2 separate regions of the Mus musculus genome follow, and region 1 is linked to region 2. Evidence: chromatin loops called from intact Hi-C (ENCODE). Cell type or tissue: left cerebral cortex. All regions are shown on one strand. Each heading gives the region's core, and the rest is flanking DNA. Links, peaks and the distances in the headings are about the cores only.

Evidence for each region. A loop is a pair of places that touch in the nucleus more often than their neighbours do. Peaks named below come from ENCODE experiments on the same cell type or tissue, not always from the same donor. Only the 100,000 strongest peaks of a DNase experiment are listed, where the experiment ranks them.
Region 1: a loop joins it to region 2, with 2.4 times the contacts of the local background. A loop is called at or near these places in 7 of 42 quality-filtered maps.

The regions. Positions count from the first base shown.
Region 1 is chr10:4,661,777-4,667,155 of GRCm38, reverse strand. It overlaps a transcript of Esr1 not described here. Among named protein-coding and RNA genes, the nearest start is that of Esr1, 46 kb to the left of the region's middle. In left cerebral cortex, for the core only: no CTCF peak of the experiment used is centred there; DNase peaks (open chromatin) are centred at 1,610 and 2,631.
Region 2 is chr10:5,158,417-5,163,795 of GRCm38, reverse strand. It overlaps Syne1 (spectrin repeat containing, nuclear envelope 1), which reads left to right. Exons shown (of 146, transcript NM_001347711.1): 98 at 1,328-1,462; 99 at 2,235-2,344. Among named protein-coding and RNA genes, the nearest start is that of Gm51757, 170 kb to the left of the region's middle. In left cerebral cortex, for the core only: a CTCF peak has its summit at 2,035 (motif pointing right); DNase peaks (open chromatin) are centred at 2,037 and 3,818.

The DNA of each region.
Region 1 (5,379 bases), core at 203-5,202, 500 kb after region 2:
CCCATTAGAAATCAGACAAGAGAACTCAATTTTGAGAAGAGCTTGCAATCTACATAATTTTCCCCAACTCTTTTGTTTTGGTTTGGTTTGGTTTTGGTTTTTTGTTTTGGTTTTGGTTTTGGTTTTTTTCAAGACAGGGTTTCTCTGTATAGCCCTGGCTGTCCTAGAACTCACTTTGTAGACCAGGATGGTCTTGAACTCAGAAATATGCCTTCCACTGCCTCCCAGGTGCTGGGATTAAAGGCGTGCACCACCACTGCCCGGCAACTCTTTTCTATATAAAAAGGATTGTCTGGTTCTCAATGGTTAGCCCTACAAACCAATGTGGTTTGGATTCTTTACAATGGGAGGTCATAATCTGAGAGTCACAGACGGTCAACAGTTGAAGAAGTCACACCCCGACTATGATATTAGTGGACTGAGCGCATTAAAAACTTGAGGCTGTAATATCTCAGGAGGGGGATCCTAGAGTTCTGATGAGCAAATGGTGAAGAGTAATACTACTCTTGTTCTGTAAGAGGACCTGGGCTCCACTCCACACGGAGACTCACAGCCGCTGTAACTCCAGTTCCAGGGGATCTAATGCCCTCTTAAGGTTTCCACAGGGTCCTGAATGAGCATGGTACACACACGTACACTCACTCACACATGTACATGTTAAATAAATAAATTAGTAAATAAATAATGTTTTTTCTTAAAAGAAAGAAAACTACAAGGAAGCCAGCGTGCTACCCCCAAAGCATTCAGGAACTTTTTTTAATTGTAAATAAACATAGAAATGGGAGTATCAAATGTCTAAAGGAGAAAAATACTGAAAACAGTGTTTTAAAAGTATTATGTGTTGACGGTAGCATATTTGGTTGGGGGGGCAGGGGAGAAAGAGAGGGGGTAGGCACTGTGCACATGTGGAGACAAAAGGGGCATTTGTGGAGTCATTTCTCTCCTTCCATCTACTCTGTTTCTGGACATCAGACTCCTGTCATTTGGCTTATTCAGCAAGTGCTCTTTATCTGCTGAGCCATCTTGCCAGCCTGACAGAGGCTCTTGAATAGTATACCGCAGTTCTTTCCATTGTATTGATTTGACACCTTGAAAGAAGAACTTGAAAAGAATACTCTTTTGCTACATATTTGCAGTTCGGGGCTATCATTTTTTATCATCCCCGTGACAAGTCTGGCAGCAAACCCCACACATGTTGGGAGCCGGGAGCAGTGTTATAATTTCTAAGGAGACAGCTGCAGTATCAAAATGATCATAGTCAAAAGCAGGAAGTGATCAAAGGGAAACAGCATTTCTAAATTCTGCCATTGGAAAGAATCTTTCCCCAAGCAAGCCCCTACATTCTAAGTCAGTATCAATAATCAATCTCAGAATGTTCCCAGGCACCCTTACTAAGTTTTCTTAACGCCCAGAGAATGAGGAAGTTTTTTGTTATTTAAAGTAAAAATAAATTACATTAAAAATCAGCCTTAAAAGGGACAGAATTCTGAGCAACATCAGGTTCTGGCTCTCACTGCTAATTGGAGTGACTGCTTTTAGCAAACCCCATAGCCGCTAAAAGCCTCTGTTGCTACGTGACTCCTTCACCAGCACCAAGGACACAATGCTATTGGCTGTCTTCTTCCAGAGCCACAGCTACAAAATTTGCCAACCAAAATAGGGAGCCAATTCCATTGCTCAAACATAGGGAGAAAAATCTTAAAGATGTCACTGGAAGAAACTGCAGACATATTTCCGTCTGAGTGGCTTGGGTAAAGTAGTCGACCCTTACAAGATACTGTTTGAAACTGTGTATGATGTGGAGCTGCCTACAAAATGAAAAGCCATTAGCCCATTCTTGGTTACCTTCTTGCCAGGGCACCAACCAGCTGGTGCACTGCAGTTTTGGAAAAATACTGTGAACCTCTGTGTCAACAACTGTGTTTCTGTAGGATGCTTGTTCTGAGAAGGGTAAAGTTTTACTTTAAATTGGATCGAGTTTTATTAGTTAAGACTCCTGGCTTGGATATCAACTCTCTGTTGGGGTGTTTTGGTGTTTTTGATTGGTTGGTTGGTTGGTTGGTTGATTTTTGTCTTGGTGTTCCTAAATTTGCAGCTTCATTCATATATGCTGGCTTCTTTAAAAAAGAAGAAGAAGCAGAAGAAGAAGAAGAAGAGAGAGAGAGAGAGAGAGAGAGAGAGAAACTACATTTGAACAATACTCCTCAGGAATGATTTCATGAACCATTCAGGGTTCGACAATACTTTTCTAGAAACCTCATTGGTCTCATTCATTTCCCAAGATTCTTAGCTACATGTGTTGTGCTATGACTAAACTATTAGAAAGAAGTTACTGAGAATAAGTGGGGAGGGAAAAATCCAAAACTGGTATCACTAAAATGGACCCCACTTTTCACCCAAACAGTGTCATTCCCTTCCCCAGAATTAAGGACCAGACATATGTAAATATTATGCAAATGAGCATATATTCACTCTTTCGTGGCTGTGACATATCATAGCCCCCAGGATCCCTAACAGCTAGCCTTTCCCTAAAGAAATCTACACCACGTATTTTAGGCATGCTTGTCTGAGCTTGAGCCCACTCAGGCTGAACGAGAAAACAACTTAAATATCTAAGTCGTCTCCCAGATGCCGGCCTGAGTGTCTGGTACGAGTGCAGAAGCCAGTGAAACATCGGGTCTCTGAGTCATGTCTACACTGCAGCTCCACGGAAGCAGTTTCCCAGGTTTCTGTTTTCTGTGGGTTGGGTTTTGTATTCTTTTCCTTACTTGGGTTTGCTTTGCAGGTTTCTCCTCAAATCAACCCCCAGCTCTTAGAACAAATGTTTACCAAGCCAAAGAAAATGCCCTGCACCGCACCTTTGTTTCCCCCATTGAGACAGTGTGTTGTTGTTTTTGTTTTCTTCTTTTCTTTTAATCACAGCCACAAAATTAGGCCTGATTTCCAGAACAAAGCCAACCTGATTGGCACAGACTTCTCAAATCTTGTCTCTTGGGAAATTACACATTTAGAGCAAAACAAAATCTGCCTGAAAAGGTCTTATTTTAGGGTCAGCATTAAAAAGAGGCCTCAACTTCAGGAAAATCAGAGGATTGTTTCTCACCTTGAAGGCAAACCACTTTTGAAAGCCTGAGAAAATTATACCTAGTCATTTTAAATTGTCATTGAAAAGCTAGGAAATGGCTTCATTCCAGTATGTCTCCTTGGTGTTTCTGAAAGAAAGCCATAGGAGTTTCTTTAAAATCCCTAGAGAAGGGCTGACAAGATGGCTCAGCAGTTAAAGATGCTTGCAGCCAAGCCACCCATTCAGAGTTCAGTCCCCAGGAACCTTCTATTATTGTTCTGCTAAATGGACACCGTGTTAAAGCATCTCCTAATGACTTTTCATTACCCCCATAGCTTAGGGCCTCTCTTAACCCTCACCAGAGAAGCTTCTGTTTGCAGTAGACTCAGTTAACACAGACTGGTCAAGGTGCAGGGAATAAGAGACTATGGAATGTTCAGCCGTAAACAGGACACCTACATTACATCCGGTCCTCCCATGGCTCAGCGATCATTGAGGAAGATGAGGGGATAAAGCTTGTAAGAGCCAGAGACAGTGAGTAACTACAAGGAAACAGTGGGTTTTCCAGACACAGCAGTACAGTTGCACATGTGCTTGAACTTACAGTGTGCACCAGACCTGCACAAACTGGAGCCCATACCCAGCATGGGGTTTGCGACGTGGGCACAAAGTCCCATCCTTGGCTGAGGAGCTATTCACAATTGATAGTTGCTGGGAGAGGGAGAGTCCATTTTCTTTAAGTGTGTGTGGCCCCAGAGGGTGCTCACACACCTAAGAGTATGTGGGCAACACAAATTGGACTTGATGGTTCAGAAAGAGAGAGAGAGAGAGAGAGAGAGAGAGAGAGAGAGAGAGAGAGAGAGAGAGAGGGAGGAAAGGAACAGGAAGCTGTGCAGATCTAGAAGGGCATGTAGATTTGGGAGAAGATGGGACAGGGAAATGACGACAGTCAAAACCCATTGTACAAAATTCTCGAAAAACTTATTAACAAAGGAAACTGCAGAATCTGTTTATACATTAGCTCTCACTTGATAATAAAAAACAAAGGCTGATCTTTCCCGACGAATAAAACATTATGGTATGCAAAACAAGACAGACTAAAAAGCCATAGAGTGTATTGCTCCATTTCACAGAAAAATTCAAACCAGGACTCCACAGAAACAAAAAGAGATGCTGTAAATTAGAGTCTCATGGTGGCTGCACAGCTCTGGGCCTTTTGCACACTCCATGGGTGGATTTTAAGTCACCTGAAATGTGTCTTGACAAAACTGAACAATATCGTTTAGAAGTGTTATCCACCACGACTGCACATCCTCTTCACACTCATTCCTTGAAAACACAACCATGTGAGAAGACACTGGTTGAAAAGAAAAACAAGTAACAGTGGCTACTTTTAAATTCATAAATATCTACCACCCGGAAGGAAACAGCAAGCATTGATCTCTCTGAGACAACTCCATAGTAAGGAAAAGAATGTATCCAGGGCTTGCTTCCCACAGTGGCTCATTGGCCTGCTCAGTGGTTCATTCATTAAATACCCTTGCTGCCTCCTAGAACCTATCTGGTCTGTGCACATGTGTGCGCCTGTGCACACTGACTCTCCTGGACTTCCCTGAGCAATCACCATCTAGAGCATTCAGGATATAGAACATTTGCCTATCACTCTTTCCATCCATTGACCACTAAAAGACTGAGAGAAAAAAAAAAAAAAACACCTTTGATTTGCTCACATCGAAAATCAAAGCATCCAATAAAGAAAAGACAAATGTAGATAACCAGAGTAATGTGAAAATGGTACAACCAGCCTACGACATCCTGGCTGGTCCTAGAAAATCAACAGAAAAGCTCTCTTTAGCCCCTTCTTAGTATTTGACATTGCGGTGGCAAGTTATGTATATTCTTTTAAATTTGGTATTGATTGCCAACCTGATTGCATCTGAAATCAATTAAGAACCTCTGGGTAGGTCCGTAAAGACATTTCCATGAAGGAGTAGCTGAGGGGAGAAGCCCCTCTCCAGTGTGGGCAGCGCCTACAGTACCCCAGGTCTAAAGACATGTGAAGGCAAGGTTTTGGGCAAACTCTAACTTTGCTCCTTTCTGATAAGCATCGTCACCGCCACCGCCACCATCACCAGCACCAGCACCGCCATGCTTTTCGAGGTTTTGAGCCCAGCTTCCTCAGCCTTCCAACAGAAACTAAAAATCAGTCACTCTTCAAGAATTCTCCAGACCTTCAGCACCAAATTTGGTAGAGTTGAAGCATCCAGCTTTGTGAGCCGGGAGGTTCACAACGGGTCCCTAGCCTGGCTGGAATG
Region 2 (5,379 bases), core at 97-5,096:
TTTTTGCTTTGTGTTTTCAGAAGTTTGACTCAATGACACACTTACTAATGATAGTGGCAAGGCAAAGATATCATGGCTTAAGGGCAAGGCAAAGCTTTAAAACTCAGGCAAGGAAAGAAAAAGTACCCTTCAAATGCCACTAATGACCCTTTCCCGGTGGGCTGCTTTTCTCCTTGTTCCACCTCTTTTCAGTTGTCCACCCCGATTTTTAATCCATGGGTAGATTAATACTGTGGATTTTGGCAGAGCCCTCAAGACCTAACAGACACAAGGAGCAGTTATGCCTTCCTATTCTCCCATGTGCCCTGTACCCAGCCAAAGTCCACAGCCAGCATTAACCTTCATGTCTTGCTCTTCTTGAATTCTAGAATGTGAACCCAACCGTGGATTTACTGTTTCTCAAAGGTGTTGATCTCTTTGGTTGATAACCTTTAAAAAAAAAACAAAAAACAAAAACAACAAAACAAAAAAACAAAAACTGTTTAAGAAGCAAGGACTTGCTACTGTGCCCATTTTGGATAGATAACATGAGAGAAATGTTGGCCGGGCGAAGCTTTTAGAGGAGGGACAACAAAGTTTGACATGTAATGATTATCTGGGTAGCATTTTACCTTTGTGTGATTTTAATATGTTCATAAAAGGGTTGAGTTTTATATTTATGTGGAAAAAATTTAGAATAATACTTGAAGACTACTCTGGAAAAATGGGCTTCCTTAGAAATAACCCTGGACATAATCACCTGCTTACTCTTGTTCCTAAAAGTCTCAAAGTCTTGTGTCACCATCACTTTTTTAATGGAGTGCAATGATGGTGATGAAGTCATTATCCCAACTACACCAAAGGAGTTGTCTTTCCAGTGAGGTGAGGTTTTCCTGTGAGTGGTTTCAACCCTAGGACAAGGGACTGAGGTGCATAGTGTAGGTACCAAAGCAAACCTGGCCTCCAGGTTCTCCCAGCATCCTTCAGTCCCTACCTGACATACTCCTCCCCCTCCCCCAACCCTAAACTTTCCAGCCCTGGGGCTGGGCACCATTCCACTGTATAATCCAGCATTCTTTGTCTCCTTGTTCAGTCTCTCTCCCTCTCTCTCTCCTCCTCCCTCTGACACCCACACTTTTTCTCTCCTTTACCATCATCTCCTCTGTCTCCCTTTCAATGGCAACTTCCCTCTCCTCCTTCCTTGGGGCCAGAGAACTCGCCCGCCCCAGAGCAGCCTCCCAATAAACCTACACTTCATATAATCTATTTGGCTTGAATTGGCTCATTTCATCGGCAGAGAAACAACTTTTCAGTGTGGCCCCTGATTCCTGTCTTATCTTGTTCAAAGCAGGGAGTCACACAAGAGAAAGAGGAGAACGATGTTGACTTCACAGACACCCAGAGCCCCGGCGTGCAGGAATGGCTGGCACAAGCCCGCACCACAAGGACCCACCAGCGGCAGAGCAGCCTCCAGCAGCAAAAAGTAAAGCCTTTTCCACCTTCCTGTGGGCATCTCTGCCATGAGCAGAGCTTGCGGGCAGTGTTTCTGTGACCGTAGGTTTTGTTGACATGAGTTTTGTTTTGTTCTGGTTTCAATGCTGGGAACGGAACCCAGGCCAGGCCTGGGATCCACATCCCAGCATGGATATGGGTCTTGAGTAGTTCTTTGATGCAATGTTTGCTTCTATTTTACTATAACACAAAAGCCCCAGCAAGGCTTCTGAGAATGGGCAAAGCTCTGAAATGCATTTTTCTCCCCAAAGAAATGAAATGTGTTTCCTATTTTCTAGTAGACTCCTCACAAGACCCAATTGTAAATGGATGTGATACAAATGATTTCAGTCGATTAATTTTTTTAAGGAAACTAACTCAGTGTAAAAGGAATACATAAGTACCTTCTCATGTCAAAGTGTAAACTCACTTACTGTGAGTGCACGCAACTCAGATTGGCTGATAATCAAGTTTAACTGTCCTGAACTGATGTTTGTAAGGAGTCTGTCCTGGCTAGTCTGAGACAGCTTTGACTTTGAAAGGAAAGAATATATTTCACCACATGAGGGCGCTGTTGTCCAGCAAAAATTTTCTGTTCCTGTTGCTTTTTCAGTATATTTAATCAGAACAAGAGTATTTGCCTAAACTGTGCTCAGATTTACAGTTATTAGAGCCCTCCTTACGTTCTGAGGAAAGGAAGCAGTGACGGTGACAGCCACCATCAACTGCTCTCTGAAGTGACCATAACGTTTGCGTTTGTGCAGGAGTTCGAACAGGAGCTGGCCGAGCAGAAGAGCCTCCTCCGCTCAGTAGCTAGCCGTGGAGAGGAGATTCTAACCCAACATTCCACCGCAGAAGGTTCAGGTGGCCTTGGGTATGTTTTGAAATTGCAACTTCCTTTTCTCGTGTTTCTCTGTCATTTGAAAAAAACGGAACACCTTGCTCCATAGTTACTTTCCACACAAGGCACTGACACCGCCCCCCCCCCCCCCCCATTCACTTTAGGATATTAAATGTCTCTGCACTGCCAAGCATTTTGCTGTGCAGATAGAAAAATGGCTGCTGATAATGACTAATGAGTTTGCCTTCCTGGAGGCCCAGCACACATATCATTTTCTGAGTCAAATGTGTTATCAAATCACATCTGTGATATTTCCAACTGATGACTATACCTAATCAGAGTGTTTTCCTCTTGAGAACTCCTGCAGAATATTCTTAAGAAGTAAAAATAATAATAAAAAGGATGTATATGCAGGCTAAGTGGTAGACTTCCAAACAGCTTTCTTCCTATAATCCCTACATATAAAGTTTTTTATCCTGGGGAGTAGGATTGGAATGGACACTTTGAAAGTCTTACATACAGAAAGATGAAATATTCGACTAGACTTCTCAACAGGAGGTTTTTATTTGCAAGCTGGAAAGGTAACAGGGCTACAGCCAGTGGGGTATGCCTGTGACTTGAACCACGGACCTTGGGTGTCTTGGCTTGCTTACCTACAGAGTTATGATAATACGGAGCAACCATCAAGACAAAATGTTTTGATAATGATACAAAGAAAACCCTTTCCTTTTATTTGTTTTTGCCATGACAGGTATTCTCTGGTTTCCCTAGAACTCACTCTATAGATGAGGCTGGCCTCAAATTCACAGAGATCCACCTGCCCCTGCTTCCCAAGTGCTGGGATCAAAGGTGTGTGCAGCACCACCCAGCTCGGAAGCACCTTTTGTTCCTAGGGGTCAGTAAAGACCTGAGTGTCTGAGTGCAGTCTTTGCTTGTTTCTCTTGGCTCTTTCTCCTTGTGCTTTGTTTCCTGATTCTAAACCCTGTTTCAGCAAAATAATATAAAAAAGAGTAGATGTTAGAAAGATGTTATAAGATATTATTTATAATGTCAAATAATTGAAAAGGCAGGAGTACCTACTAGCATCAAGAAAAAAATTACAACATGGTATCAGAAATCTTACATGTGGAAGCTGAGGAACATTGTGAATTGAAACAACACATTGTATTCAAATGGATCACTGGAGATAACAGATGTGGCTACTAAAGTGTTTTTGTAGTTTACTCAACACTGACTCCGTGATTCTGAGTGTTGATATATTGCAGATATTATGGGATGCGTAGTTTTGACATTTAGGTCTCCCCAAATCTGTGAAAGCTGAAATAATTGCTACCGTCCACCAAGTTTAGAAAGATCCGTGATAAGGTCTTTAAAATACATCAGCAGCAAAGCCCCAAATGAAGGGGACGCTCGTCTAGGCTAGTAGAGCAGCGTGTCTTTTCTCTCACTACCCACTAAGCAGCTCTGAGGCATTCGCACATCTACAGTTTCTCAAGCCCTTTATTTATATCTCTGCTTTTGAGAAGGAGACAGCTAGTGAGTGCCGTCTGCTTGGCAGACAGTCGGTTCCACAAAAGAGCTATGGGAATCTTGTGCAAGTTTCTTGTGGTTAAAAAGAAAAAAAAAATGTTGCTGTTGTTTTTTGCTCCCTTCTCCTTGGCCTTCAGCGTTGGCTAGAGCCCAGACAACAGATAAACATCTACAAGTTGCTTTAGTTGCTCTTTCAAATATTAAACTCGTGTAAAAAGAAATCTGTCTTGCATGGTAGCTTTCTGTGAAGATTAACTTTAAAAGAGTGGTTCAAGATCTTGAACCACTTCGGAATTCTTCAATGGTTATACAAACTCCTTAGAAAAATCGCCCTTCAGTGTAACTGAGTCCAGTTCACACCTTCTGTCAAGAAAAATCGCCCTTCAGTGTAACTGAGTCCAGTTCACACCTTCTGTCAAGTTCCCGGTTATTTCTAAGGCTAAGAAGGAAAACCAGCTTGGAATTCATTGACATTAAAAAAAATTTTTTTCCCCCATGAGAAATGAAAAGAGAATTTCTGATGTAAAACTAACTCGCTGCTATTTTTATATGTGTCATTGGTGAAGTATAAGAATACAAATGGTAACTACTCCCTTGGCTCGATATGAATTTTCATGCAAACACTGGAGATGAGGCCATTGTAACCAACGCAGAAGAAAATATAATAAAGAGATTTCATTTCATATGAAGTTTCAAACTCCTTTCTTTTCTATTGAAAGTGTGTTTTGTTTTGTTTTGTTTTTAAACAACATTCAATTAGAGGCATTTTTTCAACATTAATTTTTAAGGTCAATGTATGTCAACAGGCAGACCATTAACCTCCACATGGTAGCCGTTCATCACATAGAGCTGTAGGCATCAAGTATGTTCTATTTAACTTTGAAAACTGTGTAGCATGTGAATGTCATGACAACTGGGGCTCAGAGAGATGTGGCCCAGGTTACCCTGAGTTCCAGCACTAACCGCTGTCATAGGCACTTGGCTTCCTGTTCCTGCTTTCTGCATGCTGGGGATGGAACCCAGGGCCCAGGCATGCTTAGGCAAGTGTTCTACCATCGCCCTACCCCCACCCCATGCCTGCTCCCAGCCTCAGATAGACCTGGGGTCCCTCCTGTCCTTAAATGGACCTGGGATTCTTGCCGTCCTCCTCAAGGCACATCTTCCATCTGTCCCCTCATCTCCTGTCCCTCTACAGCGTGGCCCGAATATCCTGTATATTCTTTATGGTAAAAGTTCTCATTAGGCTAACAATTTTCAATTTTGAACCAATTTATAGGCTGATTATCAAAGGATCCTAGTCTATGATCATACTATAGTTTATTTCATGCTTAGCCATTTTCAATGTGTTTTTAATATTCCTGTGTTCATGATTAGATGTAGGAAGAAAATATGTTACAGTCTCAGTATTTCTATTTTAACTTTTCATGTTTTAAGGTATAAGCCCACAAGTAAGATAATCATGTTATAATTTTTGAGGTCAGGTCTGTTAATATCAAATAGATTATCAGTCTATTATTCTCTCTCTCCTTCCCTCCCTC